Linked DNA regions of Homo sapiens: all the other regions are linked to region 2. Evidence: read pairs that join two places in POLR2A ChIA-PET (ENCODE). Cell type or tissue: B cell. All regions are shown on one strand. Links, peaks and the distances in the headings refer to the core of each region. The heading gives the core; the rest is flanking DNA. Region 1 overlaps FAM107B (family with sequence similarity 107 member B). Region 2 has its middle 71 kb from the start of MIR1265. Region 3 overlaps HSPA14 (heat shock protein family A (Hsp70) member 14).

Evidence for each region. Peaks named below come from ENCODE experiments on the same cell type or tissue, not always from the same donor. Only the 100,000 strongest peaks of a DNase experiment are listed, where the experiment ranks them.
Region 1: POLR2A ChIA-PET joins it to region 2 with 7 read pairs; 2 of 35 experiments call an interaction of 5 or more read pairs at or near these places.
Region 3: POLR2A ChIA-PET joins it to region 2 with 6 read pairs; 4 of 35 experiments call an interaction of 5 or more read pairs at or near these places.

What each region holds. Positions count from the first base shown.
Region 1 is chr10:14,661,060-14,669,760 of GRCh38, forward strand. FAM107B (family with sequence similarity 107 member B) reads right to left here. Exons shown (of 5, transcript NM_031453.4): 2 at 6,575-6,632. It also overlaps the pseudogene RNA5SP302. Among named protein-coding and RNA genes, the nearest start is that of FAM107B, 110 kb to the right of the region's middle. In B cell, for the core only: no CTCF peak of the experiment used is centred there; no DNase peak of the experiment used is centred there.
Region 2 is chr10:14,503,260-14,511,960 of GRCh38, forward strand. No RefSeq gene overlaps it. Among named protein-coding and RNA genes, the nearest start is that of MIR1265, 71 kb to the left of the region's middle. RefSeq lists enhancers at 3,396-4,667, 3,913-3,972. In B cell, for the core only: no CTCF peak of the experiment used is centred there; a DNase peak (open chromatin) is centred at 4,022.
Region 3 is chr10:14,860,827-14,865,826 of GRCh38, forward strand. All of the region lies in intron 10 of HSPA14 (heat shock protein family A (Hsp70) member 14), which reads left to right. It also overlaps a transcript of SUV39H2-DT not described here. Among named protein-coding and RNA genes, the nearest start is that of SUV39H2-DT, 15 kb to the right of the region's middle. In B cell, for the core only: no CTCF peak of the experiment used is centred there; no DNase peak of the experiment used is centred there.

The sequences.
Region 1 (8,701 bases), core at 1,534-6,533, 160 kb after region 2:
CTCCAGCCATGTAGGACCTGCCTACTTCCCCTTCACCTTCTGCCACAACTGTAAGTTTCCCAAGGCCTCCCCAGCCACGCTTCCTGTACAGCCTGCAGAACTGTGTTCCAATTAAACCTCTTTTCTTTATAAATTATCCCGTCTCAGGTAGTTCTTTACAGCAATGCAAGAACGGACTAATTTACCAGAAAAGTGTGATGGTTGATTCTCTGTGTCAAATTGACTGCGCTAAGGGGTGCCCAGATTAAACATTATTTCTGGATGTGTCCAAGACAGTGTGTCCAGATGAGTTGAACATCTAAATCAGTAAACTCAGTGAAGCTGATCACCCTCCCCAGTGTAGGTGGCCATTACCCAATCTGTGGAGGGTCTGAATAGAACAAAAGGGGAAAGGGGGAGGAATTCTCTCCTTCTTCTTTCTGTGTGACTGATTGAGCTGGGACATCAGTCTTCCCTGCCCTTGTTCCAGAACTGACACCATTGGCTCTCCTGGTTCTCAGGCCTTTGGACTTGGACTAGAATTTCACCACTGGGGCTCTTGGATCTCGAGTCTGTAGAGGGCAGATCGTGGGATTTTTCAGCCTCCAAAATCATGTGAGCCAATTCCTCATAATAAATCTCCTTCTATATCTATGTCCCAGTGGTTCTGTTTCTCTGGAGAACTCTGACTAGTTCAGGAAGAGAATGATTTTGGTTTGGCAGCTGCTGAGAAATGAGGCATAAGCCCAGGTGAGAACAGGTAAACCAGTGACTATCCCTGTCCTCAGCAACTTCGAATAACTGGCTCACCCTCAGAGAGTCACATAGTGAGGCTTCAATTTGTGCCTTCTCGCTGACATGCAGTTCTCTCTGTCTGTGGCATTGTGGCCTTTCCCTTGTCACTATTAGTAAAGGATCTTTGTTTTAGTCTCTATTATCAGAACAGCATCCTGACCACATCATAGGAACTCTTAAGTATGGAAAATTTTCCTCTGCAGAGTCTCCACCCAATGTATCACCATTACCTCATTCTTCCTTCTCCCTATGTGGAGTTATAAACATAGCCCAGGTTCAGTTTTTTACATGTTCTTTATTTTTGCATTGAATATTATATAGAAGGGATTGCAACGCATCTTTAAAATGGCACCTTGCAATAAAGAACCTCACCTCACTTTTAAATAGACATAATCCCTGCTTTTGGGGAGCACACAGTCGAACGGAGTCTTCATTGACTGCTCCCATCATTCAGGGCCTTCTATGCTCAGGTGGAGAAAGTGACCAACCACGCTGTGTAACTGCTGCTGGAGGCAATTCTCCCTTCATCTGACCTCTGACCTGTCTTTTTTTTTTTTTTTGGAGACAGGGTCTCGCTCTCTCACCCAGGCTGGAGTGCAGTGGCACAATCATGGCTCATTGCAGCTTCGACCACCTGGGCTCAAGTGATCCTCCCATATCAGCCTCCCCAGTAGCTGGGACCACAGGCATGCACCACCATGCCCAGCTAATTTTTTAATTTTTTTGTAGAGACTGGGTCTCACCATGATGCCCAGGTTGATCTCTGTCCTTCTTTACCTGTTTGTTGATGTTTAAAATCCCTTTCATAACCAACACATCTTCTCATTTCATAAGTAGATCTGAGGCTTAACATACCAATAGGCTGAGAGAGGTGACACAGTGCACCAATGTGTATGTGCCTGAGTGCATGCCCTTCTGATGATAGAGAAACTGGGAAGCGAAGGTGTAGAGGAGGGAACCCCACTGTGATGGTTAATATTGAGTGTCAACTTGATTGGATTGAAGGATGCAAAGTATTGTTTCTGGGTGTGTTGGTGAGGGGGTTGCCAACGGAGATTAACGTTTGAGTCAGTGGATTAGGAGAGGCAGACCCACCCTCAATCTGGGTGGGTACCATCTAGTCAGCTGCCAGCATGGCTAGAATAAAAGCAGGAAGAAGAAAGAGGAAAGAGTAGACTTGCTGAGTCTTCCGGTCTTCATCTTTCCCCCATGCTGGATGCTTCCTGCCCTTGAACATTAGACTCAAAGTTCTTCAGCTTTTGGACTCTTGGCCTTACACCAGTGGTTTGCCAGGGGCTCCCAGGCCTTCGGCCACAGACTGAAGGCTGCACTGTCGGCTTCCCTACTTTTGAGATTTTGGGTTTGGACTGGCTTCCTTGTTCCTCAGCTTGCAGAAGGTCTATTGTGGGACCTCACCTTGTGATCATGTGAGTCTATACTCCTCAATAAATTCCCCTTCATATATGCATCTATTCTATTAGTTCTGTCCCTCTAGAGAACTCGACTAATACACTCACTGAGGAGGCTTGGAACATAGAAAGTGCAGGTGTGAAAAGAAGGTAAACTTCGTCTCCCCCATCCAAGTACTAACCAGGCCCAACCCTGCTTAGCTTCCGAGATCTGATGAGATTGGGTGCGTTCAGGGTGGTATGGTCGTAGACGGTAAACTTCATCTCCCTGCAGAATCTGCCCAGCACTTCTCTTGCTGAAATGGGGTACCCATTGACAGCAAACCACAATGCATCACATTAAAAGGAAGTTCTTATAAATGGGCTAATGTATCCATGAAGCTAGTATATCCACAAAGTGACAAGGAAATGCTACCTGATTCCGGGAAAGGCACTAAGGTTCCATCTTTCAATCACCTACTAAGAAAGGCCTCCAATGTATACAGACACAATTATCTGAGGGCAGAAGACAGTAACAATGGTGGTAAGGACAGAGCACACTCCTAACTCGTCTGTCATTATCACGTGGGTGGCTCCTACGAATATGAATACAAATTATAGAACTCAGGATGAAGTGTCAGATGCCCAAGAATTAGATCATCAGCCAAAAAAAAAAAAAAAAAAAAAAAAAATGGGCTGAACTCCAAGCAAGTATCACTTGGAATCCAATTTACAGTATTTGGGTTTTGCTTTATAAACACCCTGGCTGACGTGTCTCCCTTCACAAATGAATTTCATCTCTGTCCTTCAAGGCCCAGCTCTTATGGTGCATTCTCTTGAAAAACTTCCTGGATTCCTCCAGCTGGGTTTCTTTCACCTCCTTAGTGCTCCCTGGCCCCCTACTTATGTCTCTGTTTCAGCACATGCTGTATTCTACCTTTTCTCCTAGCTCTCTGTGTTCATGTTTTAAAGGCTCTATTTGACTGAAGCTCTGTGAAGGCAAGACTTCCATAGTATCCTGCTTTCTCTAAAACTTACATTTTACTATTTAAAGGCTACCATTTCTCTATAACTCACATTTTATTTGTCTAATGGCTGTATTTCTCACTTTCCATACATTCCATGAGGGATGGAGTCAAGTCTGTCGTATTTACCACTCTAAATACAGTCATGTGCCATGTAACAATGTTTTGGTTAACAGCAAACCACATATACAACAGTGGACCCATAAGAGTATACTACTGTATTTTTTACTGTACCTCTTTTATGGTGAGATATGTTTAGATACACAAATACTTACCACTGTGTTATAATTGCCTACAATATCCAGTGTAATAACATGCCATACAGGTTTGTAGCCTAGAAGCAATAGGCTACATCATATAGCCTCAGTGTGTAGTAGGTTATACCATCTAGGTTTGTGTAAGTGCCCTCTATGATGTTCACACAATGACAAAATTGCCTAGTGACACATTTCTCAGAATGTATCCTCCTCCTCATTCTCAGATTCTTCACTATATAGCATAATTCCTATTACAATATCTAGCACATAGTAGACATTCAGTAAAAGTTTTTTGAATGAATATAGTATATGTTCATACTTTTCAAATAATTTAGCAGACACAACTTACACCTAACAGGATTTTAAAGAATGGTTAATCAATATGGGAGATCTGGATAGAATGAACTACAACTAGAAACACAAGTACACCCAAAGCAAGATGCAATGCAAAGACACACATTTAGGAATAAATCCTGAATAAAGAAGAGGAGCTCTATAGCAAGCCCCAAAGTCTGCGGACCCAAGCATTTTTAAGAAATAATGAGAAACTGCATTTTCTGCTTGAAATTTCCAGTTAGACAACAGCATTTTTAGGTGTTTTTGAAGAAGGGAAAGTAATAAGCCTTTTATTGTGTCAATAATGTAAAACCATACCTGCTGATCACAGATAAATTGGGATTCTAAATGTCTACCTACACTTCATTTGCTCTTTTCTGCAGATTTATTTTGAGGGAGGTGTCCAACTCCAAATGCATTTATTGAGGGAAATCTTTACCACTTTGCTGAATCTCTAGTAACACATACTGAGGGCCTAAGGAGCTGGGAACCCTAGCAGAATTTTTCAGAATGGGATGTCTAATTTCTCACCCTGAGGTGTCATAAAAGAACTCAGTAAAGTCATCTCATTTCTTAGCAAGTCTTTAGTGAGTAATGATGTCCTCCCAACGTGTGTGAACAAATGTTCTCAGAACATAGTGGGCACTATGCCAAGAGAGCAAATAAAAGCATTTATAACAGCAGCTGGGAAATTCAAAGCCTTTGAGTTGGCTGAATTTGCATTGATGCAGCAATGACCATCCTCCCAGCCTTCTTCTCTGGCTGAGAAATGAAAGATCAAGGGTAAATGTGCAAAAGTGGTACTCAGAGTCATTTTCAAAGGTATGATATGTAAGCTCCACCACTGCCCCTACTATGCCCCTATTATGAAAGTAGGCTTTCAAACTCCAATCTTCATTACAAGTATCATCAACCCCAAGGGGCCTTGTTTGATCCTGCTTCCCAGTGCAAATTGAATTGCTCCTTCCTCAGTGTTCCCAGCAGAACTTTGATTATATAGATATCTTCACATGATTTCTCATATTGCGAACATAATTTGTTGTCTTGAGGGCAAGTGCCATGTCATATTTTTTTTCATATCGCAGAAATCTAAAATAGCATAGTGTTGGCCTATGTCAAACCTACCCCACCTGTACCCCCACTACAGACAGTAAGAGAGTGTCTTGCCCATAATGGACATGAGGGAGTCACTTAACAAAAATTTACTGAATTACTACTATGTATCAGGCACTGTCCAAGGTGCTAGGGATGCCATTAAACAAGACTGGTAATGTCCCTGCTCTCTAAGAGACAATATTGTAATAAACCACAGATTAACAGAAAGATTATTTTGGATTGTGTATTAGGCCATTCTCATGCTGCTATACAGAACTGCAAGAGACTGGGTAATTTAAAAAGGAAAGAGGTTTAATTGACTCACAGTTCTGCAGGGCTAGGGAGGACTCGGGAAACTTACAATCATGGCGGAAGCAGAAGGAAGCATGTCCTTCTTCACATGACAGTAGCAAGGAGAAGTGCAGAGTGAAGTGGGAACAGCCCCTTATAAAACCATCAGATCTCATGAGAACTCACTCACTATCATGAGAACAGCATGAGGGTAACTGCCCCCATGATTAAATTACCTCCTACTGCGTCCCTCCCACAACACATGGGGATTATGGGAACTGCAATCCAAGGTGAGATTTGGGTGGGGACACAGAGCCAAACCATAACAGATTGGAATGAGAATCATGAAAAAAAAATGTGTAATGGGATGAAGAGTGATTTGGAAGAATGCCAAGATGGTTGGGAACGTTTTCTCTGGGACAGGACATTTGAACTGAGCCATCTGTACAAGGATCTGCAAGGGGACAGTGTCTCAGGAAGAGGCACTAAATTAAAGCAATGTTGGTAATTGATGGGGGTACAGGGAACTTGGGAGGAGATGGGAGGAGATAGTATAGAGGGAAAGGGTGGAGCTGATTAATTGCTCATTGTGTCTCCTTCATCTATACCAGAGTAGGGTGCTACTTTTCCTCCCACTTTGCATACTCTTTTCATTACCACTTCCAATTTCTTAATTCTTCTCCCTAATTTCCATTAAAGTACAAGAACATGAGCCTTTGCCAGCAGCAAACACGTCTGGAGCCATCTTCTAACACCGAATCACATAAAACACCAAACTAAAACTAAAAGCCATTGGTAAATAGAGGCTGAGAGTATTAAGATTTAGCTTTCATTATTATTAGGCCCATTCAACTAATGTTTATTTTATGACGATTACATCTCATTATCATTACAGATCACAGTCATAAACTAAGTTATAAATTCACTCGTCATTTATTTCTTTCCTCATTAACTCATAGGGCGTCCTATTGTGGCATAAATCACTTTAGCGAAGCTGCATACTTGACCATACACAAACATAAAAAAAACCCCAGCAAACTTATCTAAATAATGTTTTCCAAGATAATCATAAATATTTCAGTAAATAATGATACTTCTTAGTTTAGCGTTACTGAATTTGAAATTTTTTCATCATTATCATCATCTACTTCTTTGCAAGTGTTTGTTCATCAAGAACTGTAATCAATAAAAGAAAGAAGACAAAGAACAGAACGAGCTATTTTCTGCATCACAACCAGATTGTCCAGATGTCGTGCCTGGAATATATCACACGTGACATTTCTAGTCATGTTTCCAATCATTTGGAACATACAGGTTTTCCTTTGCAATCTGAAAAGCCTTAGGATGCTCCAAGCACTTCTGTCAGCAACAGCAGCCTGGAAAAGGAATCACACAGAATGTACTCTACCTGATGTCATTTTCTGCTCCAGCTCGAGGCATTTAGGTTCTTCTCGAAATTCTTCTTCCTAAGCGCCAGCCCCATAAACCAGAAAAGCAGGGAGAAAGTAAAAATATGCATTAATGTAAGGCAATACTTTTTGCAAGCCTACTAATTAATATGAGATCAAGACTTGAAAAACTTAAACCACACCTTAAAGAACTGAGGTTTTGGACAAGCTACTACAAATCAACAATAAATGCCAAGTAGAGTAGAGTAACTACAGGGGCGTTGGGTGACACAACTCCAGGGTGCTATTCACATGGTAGTGTCTATGCATGTTGTCCCTGGAGTGGTGCAACCCAGGGGCCCCCTGTGACTAATATATTTGAAGGCACCCGTGACTTAGAAATGATGGTGACGGGGTTTTTTTTGTTTTTTGTTTTTTGGGTTTTTTTTGGTGGAGTCTCACTCTGTCACCAAGCTGGAGTGCAGTGGCACAATCTCGGCTTACTGCAACCTCCAACTCCCTGGTTCAAGTGATTCTTCTGCCTCAGCCTCCTAAGTAGCTAGGATTACAGGCATGCACCACCAGGCCTGGCTGATTTTTTTTGTATTTTTAGTAGAGACGGGGTTTCACCATGTTGGCCAGCATGGTCTCGATCTCCTGACCTCATGATCTGCCTGCCTTGGCCTCCCAAAGTGCTGGGGTTCCAGGAGTGAGCCACCACACCAGGCCAGGTTTTTCATAAAATAGAAATGCCACCAGCATGGTTGAACAAGGAGAATTATGTTTTGTTTTTCATCACTCAAGGAACTGATTTCATGTACTTTCGAAAGTTCCATCATTATTCACAGTTATATTTTTATCTCTAAGAAGGTAGGTGTACACATTCTTGTCTGAGTCCTGGTATGATATTCTTTAATGACAATGGTTGTCACTGCCGTGACACTGATAAAAGTAGACCCCATTAGAAATGAGGGAGATAAATTAAGAGGAATATCTAAATGATCCTTTTCTAATTTTGCCTGCAAGATGACTTTACGCCAATTAATTTATTTGTTTTTCCCTTCATTAAACAAATATTTGATGAGTGTCTGCTACGGGCTATTTCTGTGGGATCTTAACCTTTAGGCAGGATACCTTCTAACATCCCTTGAATTATACTGCAGGAAGTTACCTACTCAGCTTCCTTCCTAGCCTGGCAGGAAGGCTACTGTGCTTACTTTGTTCTTTCTAAGAATTTAGCCCAATAGAAGATATGCTAGACCATAATAAAGTATATGGGTGTAGGGTTCCATAAATAAAAACTGGGGCTATTCTATAACCAGAGTGAAAAAATTGAATTCAAAAACTGGTATTATTCATTATAGGAATACTGTCTCAAATTTGCCCTGAGTTTGCCAGTTCTTGGTAATATCTCACCTGGATTAGAACCCACCAGACTCTAGAGCTCAGGTAGTAAGATAAAGAAAGGTCCAGGCCAGTTGTGGTGGCTGACACCTGTAATCCTAGCACTTTGGGAGGCCGAGGCGGGTGGATTGCCTGAGCCCAGGAGTTCAACACCAGCCTGGGCCATATGGTGAAACCCCATCTCTACAAAAAATACAAAAAAATTAGCTGGGTGTGGTTTTGCCTGCCTGTAAATCCAGCTACTCGGGAGGCTGCGGCAGGAGAATCACTTGAGCCTGGGAGGTGGAGGTTGCCGTGAGCTGAGATTGCACCACTGTACTCCAGCCTGGGCCACAGAGCGAGACTCTGTCAAAAAAAAAAAAAAAAAGGAAGAAAGAAATGTCCTTTTCGAAGGAAATCAGTATATCAAAGGGATATCTGCACGCCCATATTTATTTGAGCACTATTCACAAAGATATGGAATCAACTATCAACTTGAACATCCATCGCCAGATAAACGGATAAATAAAGAAAATGTGGTAAATATACACAATGGAATACTATTTGGCCATAAAAAAAAGAATGAAACTCTGTCATTTGCAGCAACATGGATGAAACTGGAAGTTATTAAATGAAATAAGCTAGGCATGGAAAGATAAATATCTGTTTGCCTTTCTCATATGTTCTTATTCTTGTTGCATGTTCTTACTCATATGTGGGAACTAAAAACATTGGTCTCATGGAAACAGAAAGTAGAATGATAG
Region 2 (8,701 bases), core at 1,797-6,796:
AGCCAGCTGGGGGGCAAATCAGGATGGAATAAAGTTATGCATTATTTTTGTATTTGTTCAAAGTAAAAATAACTTTTGGAGGGCCTATGGTGTTAAAATATCAGGTTCAACGTAGAAGTTTCCTCTCTGCTCTTATTTTCCACCATTCAAGACTGCAAACAATATGCTTTGAAAGAAAGAATGACTTTTGGAAAAATTGACTTTCGGAAAAATTGACTTTTACAAGGCATACAGTCTAGCGAAAAGCAGAGTGGAATATAGATAAGTTCAAGTTATCTCCCTGCATGTTTTATGGGAGATAGATTATTGATTGTGTCTTATATTTTTGTTCAAGCCCCTTGTCAATCAAGTGCCCTATAGATTATCCTTTGAGAGAACACAATACTATTGATTCTCCTAGACCAAGCTTCAAACATTGGAATTTTGATAGAGATGGCATTGAATCTGTAGGTTGCTTTGGATAGTATGGCCATTTTAACAATATTAATTCTTCTAATCCATGAACAGGATATCTTTCCATTTATTTTCAATTTCTTTCTTTTTCAATTTCTTTCATCATTGTTTTATAAATTTCAGTGTACAAATCTTTCACCTCCTTGGTTAAATTTATTCCTAAGTATCTTCTCTTTTTTTGCAGCTATTGTAAATGGGATTATTCCCTTGATTTCTTTTTCAGATAGTTCACTGTTAGTGTATAGAAATGCTACTGTTGTGTGTTGATTTTGTATCACGCAGCTTTACCGAGTTTGTTTATTAGCTGTAACAGTTTTTTGGTAAAATCTGTAAGATTTTCTATATATAAGATCATTTTCTCACCAATGGTTATCTTACTTTTTATTTCTTCCCTTTGTCTAATAACTCTGGCAAAGACTTCCAATAATATGTTGCATATGGCAAGAAGTGGGCATCTTTGTCTTATTGCAGATCTTAGAGAAAAGGCTTTCAGTTTTTTACTGTTGCACAAAATGTTAGGTGTGAGCTTCTCATATATGGCCTTTATAATATTGAGGTACATTCCTTCTGCACCTAGTTTGGTAAGAGTTTTTCTTTCTTTCTTTCTTTTTCAAATTATTACTTCTTGCAAACAAGGCTACTCCATAGGCAACGTGCACAGAGTAGCTGGTACGCATCTTTTTTAATCATGAAAGAATGTTGAATTTTGTCAAATGCTTTTTTGTCATCCATTGAAATGGTCATATAATTTTTGTCTTTCCTTCTGTTAATTTGATGTATCACATTTATTGGTTTGTGTATGTTGAACCCCTTCTGCATGCCAAGGATAAATCCTACTTGATTATAGTGGACGATCCTTTTAATGTGGTGTTTAATTCCATTTGCTAACATTTTGTTGAGGATTTTTGCATCTATGTTAATCAAGAATAGTGGCCTGTAATTTTCTTTTCTTGTAATGTCTTTTTTTGGCTTTGATATCAAGGTAATACTGGCCTTGTAAAAAGATTTAAGAAGTGTTTCCTCCTCTTCAACTATCAGAAAGAGTTTAAGAATCAGTAATAGTTCTTTTTTAAATGTCCGATAAAATTCAGCAGTGAATCCATCAGGCCTTGAGTTTTTACTTTTTTTAAGAGATAGGGTCTCACTCTGTCACCCTGGCTGGAGTACAGTGGCACGATCATAGTTCACTGCAGCCTCAAACTCCTGAGCTCAAGTGTTTTTACTATCTCAGCCTCCCAAGTAACCAGGACAGCCACCAATTACCCTTAATGGGAAGGGGTCTCATTATGTTCCACAGGCTGGTGTTGAACTGGCCTCAGCCTCCCAAAGTGCTGGGATTACAGGTGTGAGCCACCATGCCCGACCCTGTGCTTTTCTTTGATGAGAGAGTTGTTTTTTTGTTTTTTGTTTTTTTCTTACTGATTCAAAGTCCTTACTCATTACTGGTCTCTTCAGACTGTCTACTTTTCTATGATTCAATCTTGATAGGTTAGATGTCTCTAGGAATTTATCCACTTCTTCTAGGTTATCCAATTAAAATTCCACTCTTTTTAATCTATCTTCTTTTTGGCTAAGAATAATTTTTAATCTATCTTCTTTTTGACTAAGAATAATTATTTTAGACCTCTTGATTTTTATCACTAGCTCTTTTCCTGGCTCACTTCAGTAGAATCACATATGAGAACAGGTAAAAAGCAACAGTCAGCTTGAGAGGCAGCTGCTGCCCAACATTCTATTGAAAAGAACACAAAGGTTCATTCTGTATACAGTAAATTTGTGCTCAAGCTCTTAATGTCTTTAAGACATTATCATGGTGGCGGCATAGAGGACAATAGTAGAATACAGTGATTAAAAGCATAAACTTTGATATTAGTCAAACTGGATTTGAGTCCTGGTTCTGCCATATATTGACCATGTGAACTCTGGGAAGTTCACTTATTGATTCAACAAATATGTGTTGAGTGCCTACTGTATGCCAAGCCCTAAATGGAGAATACTGCAGTGAACAAGGCAGATATTATACCCAACTTCGTAGCTCATATACATAAGAGAGACATTAAGTAATTACACAAGGATTAATTTACCTAATGTTGCAAAGAAGAAGTAAAACTGTGTTATGAGATTGATTTGACCTGCTCTGCACAGTTCAGAAAGCTTCCCTAAGGAAGTTGGGATCTAAGGGTCCAACATGAGTTAACTAAGCACAAAGGGGAGAATGAGAACTTTGAGGAAAGGCAGTTGGTAGGTGGGAAAGCCCTGGAGCAGAGAGGAGGCTGGTAAGTCTGGAACAAGGAGAACAAAGGCAGAGGTACAAGAGGAGTTGGCGATGCAAGCAGGGGCCAGAGCATGATGGGCCTGGAGGCCATGTTAAGGATTTTGGTCTTTGCCCTAAAATCAATGGGAAGTCTTCAAGCAAGGGAGGAACACAGTCAGATTTGCCTTTGCTAAAGATCATTTGGACTTCTTTGGAGAGCACAAAGCAGACTGAGGCAAAAGTGACAGGAGGACCCACCAGGAAGCTGCTGTTCTAAAATGGGTAGTGGGATTGCAGAGGAGTGGAGAAATTCACTGGATATTTACAAGGTAGAGTGGAAAGAACTCCATTGGATATGGAGGGTGAGGCTGGGTCAAAGATGACTCCCAAATTTCCAAATTACAGGACTGGATGGAAAGTGGTGCCATTTACGAAGACTGGGACTGTGGATGAGGGCGAAATTTTGGAGGAGAAGGCCTTCAGTTCAGTTACAGTAGTCTACCTTAATATGCGATTTCACTTTACATGGCTTGACTGTTACCCACAGTCAACCACGGTTCGAAAATATTCAATGGAAAATTCCAGAAATAAACAATTCATAAGTTTTTAATCACAGGGCATTCAGAATAGTGTGATGAAATCTCACCCCATCCCACCCAGGATGGGAATCTTCCCTTTGTCCAGGATATCCACGAGGTCTACACTACTGGTCCATTAGTCACTCAGTAGCCATCTTGGTTATCAGATGGAAGAAACATAATATATAAAGGGTTTGGTACTATCCATGGTTTCAGGCACCCAATGAGAGTCTTGGAATTTACCCCCAAGGAGAAGCAGGGACCACTGTACTTAACTTTGGTGACCTTCAGTTCCCTCTCCTCTATAGTAGAGATGACAACAGGGTTCCCCCCATAGGAATATGGTGAGAATTCCATTAGATCCCAAATGTTAAGCACTGAGCATGGTGCCTGGCACATGGAGAGCAGCAATGGCTGGAGACTAATGTTCTGCTCATCAGCCATTAGGTGCAGAGGCACCTGTTTTCACAGCTCCCTGCCCTTCTCTTTGTACCACTCACTACAGTTGTCATTTTACATGCATTTCTGTGATTCTTTGAATAATATTTGTCTCCTCACTCCATTTTAAGCTCCAAAAAGGCAGAGGCTGATATGATTTTGCTCAGCATTGTATTCCCAATGCTGGGCATTGTGATGAAAATGGATAAACACACAGCCTGAGCAGGAAACACACACTTCCCCAGAGCCCCATTCATTCCTGCAACCAGGTACCCGCAGCAGGTGCATGGGGACAGCCAGCCATTTCGTTGTTATTGACTACGCCACAGCAAACCACACAGGTCTTCAGATTTCAATGCTAGGACGCAAATCAAAACTCACCCATAGCCTAACCTCAAGCACCTCAGGAAGTTCTTTGGATATAAACGACAGGTGTTTCCTAGCAACACTGCAAGCAGTTGTGCATCGGGGAGGCAGCAGGCTTATTTGCTGTTCCCACTTCCTGCTCTCCCTCTCCCCAGTGTCCTATTACTGCTACTCACAAAAAACCTGGCTTTTCAAACTGTTCAGTCATATTTTTTTGAAGAACAGTCTGGGAAGCACAGAGGAAGATCAAGAAGAAATAAAATTTACATTTAATTTAAAACATCATTTGAACCATTAATTTCCACGGCTTCCCTCGGAGAACATTAATACGAACATCTATCTAACAATAAAACCATTTGATTTAGTGTGTGTATTTTCTTTTCTTAATTTGCTCCTATAGTTCTTATCTTCGAAGTATTCATGTGGCATTTTATTTCATGTCTTATTATTTATTACATCTTATGCAATGTCTCATCTCTGAACAAGATTATAAACACCTCCAGTGCTGGAACTAGCTCCTAGCGAGATATCTTGTCAACATATTCAGTAAGCACGTGTGCCTAATTGATCTGACCGCTTATCTCTGAGAAACACTGAAATCACTGAGGAAGGAAAAGGGAATGGAAAGAAAGAGAGCAAACTCCAGCAAGTTCCCCTAGAGAGCAAAGCACCAACTCACTGAATTAAAGCCACATTGCAGCAGCTAGAATATTCCCTTCATGCATGTGACTTTGCACAGTGAATTTTTCTTCGTTGAGCTTATAGGCTGGCTATCAGCTCTAATGGAGGATCCTCCAAACCCTGATTCTGGTTCACAGCCTGTTGTGTAAGGTATTTCCCTCCTGGGTGGCATTTTTTTTTTTCTTTTTTGAGACAGAGTCCTGCTCTGTCACCAAGGCTGGAGTGCAGTAGCGCAATCTCAGCTCACTGCAATCTCTGCCGCCCAGGTTCAAGCGATTCTCCTGCCTCAGCCTCCAGAAGTAGCTGGGATTACAGGCACGCACCATCACACCCTGCTAATTTTTGTATTTTTAGCAGAGATGGGGTTTCCCCATGTTGGCCAGGCTGGTCTTGAACTCCTGACCTCAAGTGTTCTGCCCGCCTCAGCCTCCCAAAGTGCTGGGATTACAGGCGTTGAGTCACTGTGCCCAGCCTCACAGTAAATGTTTTTAATCATGCTACTTTCACTGTTTGTTGGCACCTGGCTAACACAGGTGCCATTATTTCCTGGAACCTCTTAAATGAGTAAATAACCACGGACAACCAACCAAGGAGGTCCCCATGAGATTGCACCTCAAGCTTCAACCATGAAGTCACAGCAGGGAAGGCTGCAGCCTCTACTCTCTGCTGCTAATTCTACCCTTAGCCAGCCTCTGTGACGGCTTCTATTAGGCCTCATAAATTAAATCCAAAGAGTCAGCATTTCTCCAGGGCTTGGCTAGCTCCTTTCCTAAGCGTCTATCTCAAGTATTCAACCAGAAGGAGCGGAAAGAGTAATAAATCGACTCTTAGTAATACGATGAAGGCCCCACCTGGTATCAAGGGAGAAGGGAAAGAGAATTCCATCGTCATCCAAGAAAGAACATCTGCCAAGAAGACCTTGACTGGCCAAGCTGGAGCTCTCCCAGGGCCCTGCGCGCACCGAGTAGCAGTATTTCATTACAGAGCTCCCGATTCCTCACTTCCAAGTCGCTTAGACCCCGGCCAATGAAAACAATAGGAGGAAAACCAGAGGGCTGTAACCGCAGTCACTGGAGTCCCAGGAGCAGCGGAAAACTCTAAAGGGCAATGCTGTTTTCATGGCGAAACCTACACCCCTCGGGTCACTTACGAGGAGCCCCAGCTCAGGTCTTTGTTCCACCCTTACGGGGTTGGCAAAAGCTCGAAACATTTCTCAGTGCCGCTCTGGAGTCAGAGCTTCTATTTTTTCGCTAGATCTTTTTTCCCTTCGATGATTTCAACTATAGGTCTGCATGTTTGGGGAACATTGAAACCGCTCTTGTATTCTTTCATGGGGTGTTCACTGTACACGTCAATAATTATGAAATTAACAGTGTTTAGAATTTAAGGGATAGTTTTGTATTAAGCAGACTTAGTTTCTAAGCTTTGCTTTTATGCCGTTTTAAACACTCGTGATTCAGGGACTCATTCTGATTGTATACAATTTTAAATACATACTGATATTGGTCAGGCGCGGTGGCTTACACCTGTAATCCCAGCACTTTGGGAGGCTGAGGAGGGTGAATTGCTTGAGCCCAGGAGTTTGAGACCAGCCTGGGCAAGATAGTCAGAGACCGTCTCCACAAAAAATAGAAAAATTAGCCAGGTGTGGTGGCGAGTGCCTGTAGTGCCAGCTACACGGGAAGCTGAGGTAGGAGAATCACCTGAGCCTGGGAGGTTGAGGCTGCAGCGGGCTGTGATCAACTCATTGCCTGGGCGACAGTGAGACCCTGTCTTGGGAAAAAAAAAAGATCACAAATATGCAGATTACATACAGAAGCCACTCTATTTCTGGCCTTAAATTCCTTCCCTCCCCTAGAAGTAGCCACTGTTAATATGTTGGGTAAACTTCCAGTCCTATTTGCAAGCATTTGTATAGATGTATGGATATGAATACTTAAAATTTTTTTCATATAAATGAGATCATATGTCTATTGTTCCACAGCTTGCTTTTTGTTGTTGATAATAAAAATTTTATTTCAGGTCAATCCAAACAGAAAAACAAAAAGGTCTGTCCATAAATGTTTTCAGGTTTCTTCAGGGAGAAAAATGAAAGTGTGTTCTAAGAGAAATATCATTTTCTCTTTCAGTTTATAGGCTATTTGGGTCAATACTTATTTTCAGGAATTTTAGTTTATAATTTTTTTATTTTTAATTATTTTGGATACAAAATAGTTGTACATATTCATGGGGTATAGCTTCAAAGCCTTATTTATGTATATGTATAATAATATATTTTGTTCTTTTAAAAGCTGCATTATAGTCCATAAAGAGAATGGGAATGTACTAGACTTAATCTAGCAAACTACTACTAGATAAGCAGGGTGCTTGCAAGATAAATTATGATAAATGCTGTAAATATTTCTTTTTTTCTTTTTTAGAGACAAAAAATGTTTGCCCAACAAATGTTTGCTCTATGATGCCCAGGCTCGTCTGGAACTCCTGGGCTCAAGTGATCCTCCCACCCTGGCCTTCAGAGTAGCTATGACTACAGGTGCACACCACCACACCTGGCCACACATGTCTTTGAAGAACAATCTCTATGCACATAAGTATTTCTTAAGGTCACATTCCTAGAAATGCAATTGGCGTGTCAAAAGATATGTGCACTTTTTTAAGTTTTATTGTTTCACAGTTTATCCATGTTGTAGCATTTATTGGTACTTTGTTCCTTTTTATGGCTGAAGAATATTCTACTGTGTGGCCATACCACATTTGCTTGTCCATTTATCAATTCTTGGACCTTTGGGGTTCTTCCACACTTTATTATGAATAATCTTGCTATAAACATTTGTGCGCAAGACTCTGTGTGTGGTTGTATGTTTTCATTTCTCTTGGGTAAATACTTAGGAGCGGAATTGCTGGGTCATATGATAAATCTGTTTAACTCCTTAAGAAACTGTCAAACTTTTCCAAAGTACCTATGCCATTACATTTTCACCAGCAATAAAACAAGGGATTCAAGTTTTCCACATCCTAGTCAACACTTGTATTTGTATATCGTTTTTGTTATATCCATTCTAGAGCATGTGAAAATATGTTTTTAAATTGGCTTTACTAATTTGCACTTCCCCTGATGTTGTATATATAATACATGCTTCTCTACATCCTCACCAACCATAGCTATTATCAGTCTTTTAAATATTTGCCTTGTGAATATTTGTATAAAGTTACTTCGTTGTTGGTTTAGTTTGCATTTTCCTGATAGTAGTGAGTGAGCATCTCTTCATATGTTGATCGACAATTTGTATTCCATCTTCTGTGAATTACCTGTTCATATATATATATATTTTTACTGGATTAACATTTACAGACATTCTGTATGTAATCCAGGTATTGCTGTATATGTAATATGCCTTAGTCTGTGACACTTAACCTTTCTTACATCTTTCTTGTACAAAAGCATTTAATTTTCACTAGTTAAATCTGTCAGTTTTCTTCATTATAGATTTTGGGCTAAATGTTATGCTTAGGAAAGCCTCCTCCAACACTAGGATTATAGAAATATTCCCTTATAATTTCTTCTAATAATTCTACAGTTTTATTTTTATGCTGAACACTAATAAACTTGGAAATGATTCTTATGTAGAGGAATATATATTTGTTTCGTTCCAGTTGCCCCAAAACTTTTCACTGAATTGTTTACCCTTTCCTAACTGATCTGAAATAAAATCCCACCTCAATCATTGTAAATTTTGACACGCAAGTCAGTCATTTTCTGGACTTTTTATGCCACTCCATTGAACAATTTGTCTTCTCTGAGACAATATTGGGCCAGTTAAATTACTGTTGCTTGAAGGTGTGTTTCGGTATCTGGTCTGGTAAATTCCCTTTCATAACTCTTATCTGTAAAGAAAATATCGCAACTAATCTTTCTAAGTGTAATGGAAAT
Region 3 (5,000 bases), core at 1-5,000, 360 kb after region 2:
AAAGCCATGAAACTGGACAGGTGTACCCATGGGGGAAGCAGAGCCACAATACAGAAGAGATCCCAGGATGGGATCTTGGGACATTTGCAAGCTAGAAGGGCATCTGGCACCGGACCAGCCAGTGAGAAGGAAGAGAACCAGGAAGGCAGGCAAAAACATATCCTTAAGGAAGGGAGAGAGCAGCTGCCCTGTGATGCCAGAGGTATAGTAGGGTGAGGCTTAACCTCCTTGAGGATTGACCCTTGGACTTGGCAATGTGGAATGGCTTGTCAGAGCAATTGTAGGGGAGCTGTGGAGATAAATGCCTTACTGGAGCAGGTTTAATATTGAATTGATGGTGAGGTGTTGGAGACAAGTATAGACAACTCTCAAGTTGTGTTACAAGGGCAATAGGAAAATGGGGTGGTTGAGGGTGCTGGGAGAAGATGTATCTGTAAGTGGGGAGACATTTCTCTAAGATGTGTCCCTTTTGTTTGAGACTCTGTCCAAAAACAAATGTAAGTTCTGATCATAGCAATCAAATATAAAACAAACAGAAGCCCAGGCTGGAATGCTGTGGCTCAATGTTACATCACTGCAACCCCTGTCTCCCAGGCTCAAGCGACCCTCCCGCCTCAGCCTCCTGAGTAGCTGGGACTACAGGTGTGTGCCTTTTTGTATTTTTTGTAGAGATGGGGTCTCTGTATGTTGTCTAGGCTGGTCTCAAACTCCTGGGCTCAAGCAGTCCACCCATCTCAGCCTCCCAAAGTGCTAGGATTACAGGCATGAGCCACTGTGCCTGGCCAGAACTTAAATATTTTTGTGAATGCTGGATTCCTTCTTTTGTTCCTTTTATTAGGGGAATACTGTGAGACTTTTACCAACAAACATTGGTTACTGGTAATTGGTTTGAAATAGATTTTATCAGCCAGGCTCGGTAGCTCACACCTGTAACCCCAGCACATTGGGAGGCCAAGGTGGGCAGATCACAAGGTCAAGAGATCTAGACCATCATGGCCAACATGGTGAAACACCGTCTCTACTAAAACTACACAAATTAGCTGGGCGTGATGGTGCGCGCCTGTAGTCCCAGCTACTTGGGAGGCTGAGGCAGGAGAACCGCTTGAACCCGGGAGGTGGAGGTTGCAGTGAGCCGAGATCACGCCATTGCACTCCAGCCTGGCAACAGAGTGAGACTCTGTCTCAAAAAAAAAAAAGAAATAGATTTTTTTTTTTTTTTTGAGACAGTCTAGCTGTGTCACCCAGGTTGGAGTGCAGTGGCACGATCTCGGCTCACTGTAAGCTCTGCCTGCCGTGTTCACGCCATTCTCCTGCCTCAGCCTCCCCAGTAGCTGGGACTAACAGGCGCCTGCCACCACACCCGGCTAATTTTTTTGTATTTTTAGTAGAGATGGGGTTTCACCGTGTTAGCCAGCATGGTCTCAATCTCCTGACCTCGTGATCCGCCTGCCTCGGCCTCCCAAAGTGCTGGGATGACAGGCGTGAGCCACAGCACCCAGCCCCAAGAAAATAGATTTTATCATATTGAGAAAGCTCTTTCTTTTCTTTTCTTTTTTTTTTTTTTTTGAGACGGAGTGTCGTTCTGTCGCCCAGGCTGGAGTGCAGTGACACGATCTCAGCTCACTGCAAGCTCCGCCTCCCAGGTTCACGCTATTCTCCTGCCTCAGCCTCCCGAGTAGCTGGGACGACAGGCGCCCGCCACCACGCCTGGCTAATTTTTTTGTATTTTTAGTAGAGACAGGGTTTCACTGTGTTATCCAGGATGGTCTCAATCTCCTGACCTTGTAATCCGCCCACCTCGGCCTCCCAAAGTATTGGGATTGCAGGCATGAGCCACTGTGCCTGGCCTTCTTTCTTTTCTTTTTTGACAGGTTCTCACTCTGTCATCTGTCATCCAGGCTGGAGTGTAGTGGCACAATCATGGCTCACTGCAGCCTCGAACTCCCAGGCTCAGGTGATCCTCCTACCTCAGCCTCCCAAGTAGCTGGGACCACAGGCACATGCCACCACACCCACCTGGATAATTTTTGTATTTTTTGTGAAGATGGAGTTTCACCATGTCGCCCAGGCTAGTCTTGAACTCCTAGGCTCAAGAGATCCGCCCACCTCAGCCTCCCAAAGTGCTGGGATTACAGGTGTGAGCCACTGCGCTTGGCCTTTTCTATTTTTAAAGGCGTTTTAATATGAAGTGGGTGTTGTATTTTTACATATGTATTTTTGGACACCAGTGAGATGATCTTATGACGTTGTTTTTATGTATCTTAAAGCTATATAATGAATTAATAATTTCCTAATATGGAACTATCATTGTATACCTGGGATATAACTTACTTGGTTATGAGGAGGTATTCTTTTTTTCTGCAATAATTTATAATTTTTATATTATTTATGCTAACTGAGCATGAAAGATTAGATGGACCATTTCAGACTTCTCTACCTGACCTATATCGTCTGAACAAACTGACCCCTTTTAACATAAACACTGAAAAGGGGAGCAGTCCTAGTTTTTGCTGGCATTGGTCTTAAAGGAGTGCCTTAGCTACTTGGCTCCAACTCATCCTCTCATCTCTGGATGAGGAGCTGTCAGTGGCCTCTTCAGGACCACTGATTATCAGTAGGTCCCAAGTCGTCTCTATGGGGAATCAGAGGCATATGATTATCAGGCATCATCTGAACAAGGTGTCTATCATAAACTGAGTGTAACAGTCCTGTCCCCTAACCCAGGCTTAGTCCTTTTCTAATGTTTCCTCTCCCCACCTCCCTTCTTCTTGTGTCCACAGAGCATGACTTGCTCTTAATAACCTCTTCTAAGGTTGTGACATTATAAGCAGAGGCAGCTGTGTCTGCTGCTTCTCCCCACCCTCCTCTTCTTTTTTGCCTTCTCTGCCTCTCTCACTCTTACCCTCTTTAACAACTCCTGAGATGCACTCAAAGAAATAGGGAGTTTAATCCATTTTGACTCAGGTGCTTGAACTCACTTAGAAGGCCTTAGAGATGAGACATCTCAGGAAGTAATTAAGGTTAATTGGAGTTACAGGGGTGGGCCCTGATCTGATAGAATTATTGTTGTCATGAGAAGAAAGCTGGCTCTTAACCACCCTCCCTCCCCCTCCCACCAAAATGTACCAAAAAAGAGGTTGTGTAAGGACACAGTGAGATGGTGGCCACCTACAAGCCACGAAAAGAGACCTCAGAATGGCCTGTGTTGCTGGCACCTTAATCTTGGATTTCCCAAAACAAAGTTGGCTGGGTATGGTGACACACCCCTGTAGTCCCAGCTACTCGGGAGACTGAAGCAGGAGGATCACTGGAGCATCGCTGGAGCCCAGGAATTTGAGGCTGCAGTGAGCTATGACTGTACCACTGCAACTCCAGCCCGGGTGACAGGGCAAGACTCTGTCTCCGGAAAAAAAAAAAAAAAAAGTCAATATTTTCCAAGGTTGGTTTTTTTTTTTTGGTTTTCTTTGTTTTTTTGCATAGCACCACTTACTTTTTTTTTTATTTTTATATATATTTTTATTATACTTTAAGTTCTAGGGTACATGTGCACAATGTGCAGGTTGGTTACATATGTACACATGTGCCATGTTGGTGTGCTCCACCCATTAACTCATCATTTACATTAGGCATATCTCCTAATGCTATCCCTCCCCCCTACCCCCACCCCACAACAGGCCCCGGTGTGTGATGTTCCCCTTCCTGTGTCCAAGTGTTCTCATTGTTCAGTTCCCACCTATGAGTGAGAACATGCGGTGTTTGGTTTTTTGTCCTTGCGATAGTTTGCTGAGAATGATGGTTTCCAGCTTCGTCCTACAAAGGACATGAACTCGTCATTTTTTATGGCTGCATAGTATTCCATGGTGTATATGTGCCACATTTTCTTAATCCAGTCTATCCTTATCAGACATTTGGGGTGGTTCCAAGTCTTTGCTGTTGTGAATAGTACCGCAATGAACATATGTGTGCATGTGTCTTTATGGCAGCATGACTTATAATCCTTTGGGTATATACCCAGTAATGGGATGGCTGGGTCAAATGGTATTTCTAGTTTAGATCCCTGAGGAATCGCCACACTGTCTTCCACAATGGTTGAACTAGTTTACAGTCCCACCAACAGTGTAAGTGTTCCTATTTCTCCACATCCTCTCTAGCACCTGTTGTTTCCTGACTTTTTAATGATCGCCATTCTAACTGGTGTGAGATGGTATCTCCTTGTGGTTTTGATTTGCATTTCTCTGATGGCCAGTGATGATGAGCATTTTTTCATGTGTCTTTTGGCTGCATAAATGTCTTCTTTTGAGAAGTGTCTGTTCATATCCTTCGCCCACTTGTTGATGGGGCTGTTTGTTTTTTTCTTGTAAATTTGTTTGAGTTCTTTGTAGATTGTGGATATTAGCCCTTTGTCAGATGAGTAGATTGCAAAAATTTTCTCCCATTCTGTAGGTTGCCTGTTCACTCTGATGGTAGTTTCTTTTGCTGTGCAGAAGCTCTTTAGTTTAATTAGATCCCATTTGTCAATTTTGGCTTTTGTTGCCATTGCTTTTGGTGTTTTAGACATGAAGTCCTTGCCCATGCCTATGTCCTGAATGGTATTGCCTAGGTTTTCTTCTAGGGTTTTTATGGTTTTAGGTCTAACATTTAAGTCTTTAATCCATCTTGAATTAATTTTTGTATAAGGTGTAAGGAAGAGATCCAGTTTCAGCTTTCTACCTATGGCTAGCCAAGTTTTCCCAGCACCATTTGTTAAATAGGGAATCCTTTCCCCATTTCTTGTTTTTGTCAGGTTTGTCAAAGATCAGATAGTTGTAGATGTGTGGTATTATTTCTGAGGGCTCTGTTCTGTTCCATTGGTCTGTATATCTGTTTTGGTACCAGTACCATGCTGTTTTGGTTACTGTAGCGTTATAGTATAGTTTGAAGTCAGGTACTCCAGCTTTGTTCGTTTGGCTTAGGATTGACTTGGCAACGTGGGCTCTTTTTTGGTTCCATATGAACTTTAC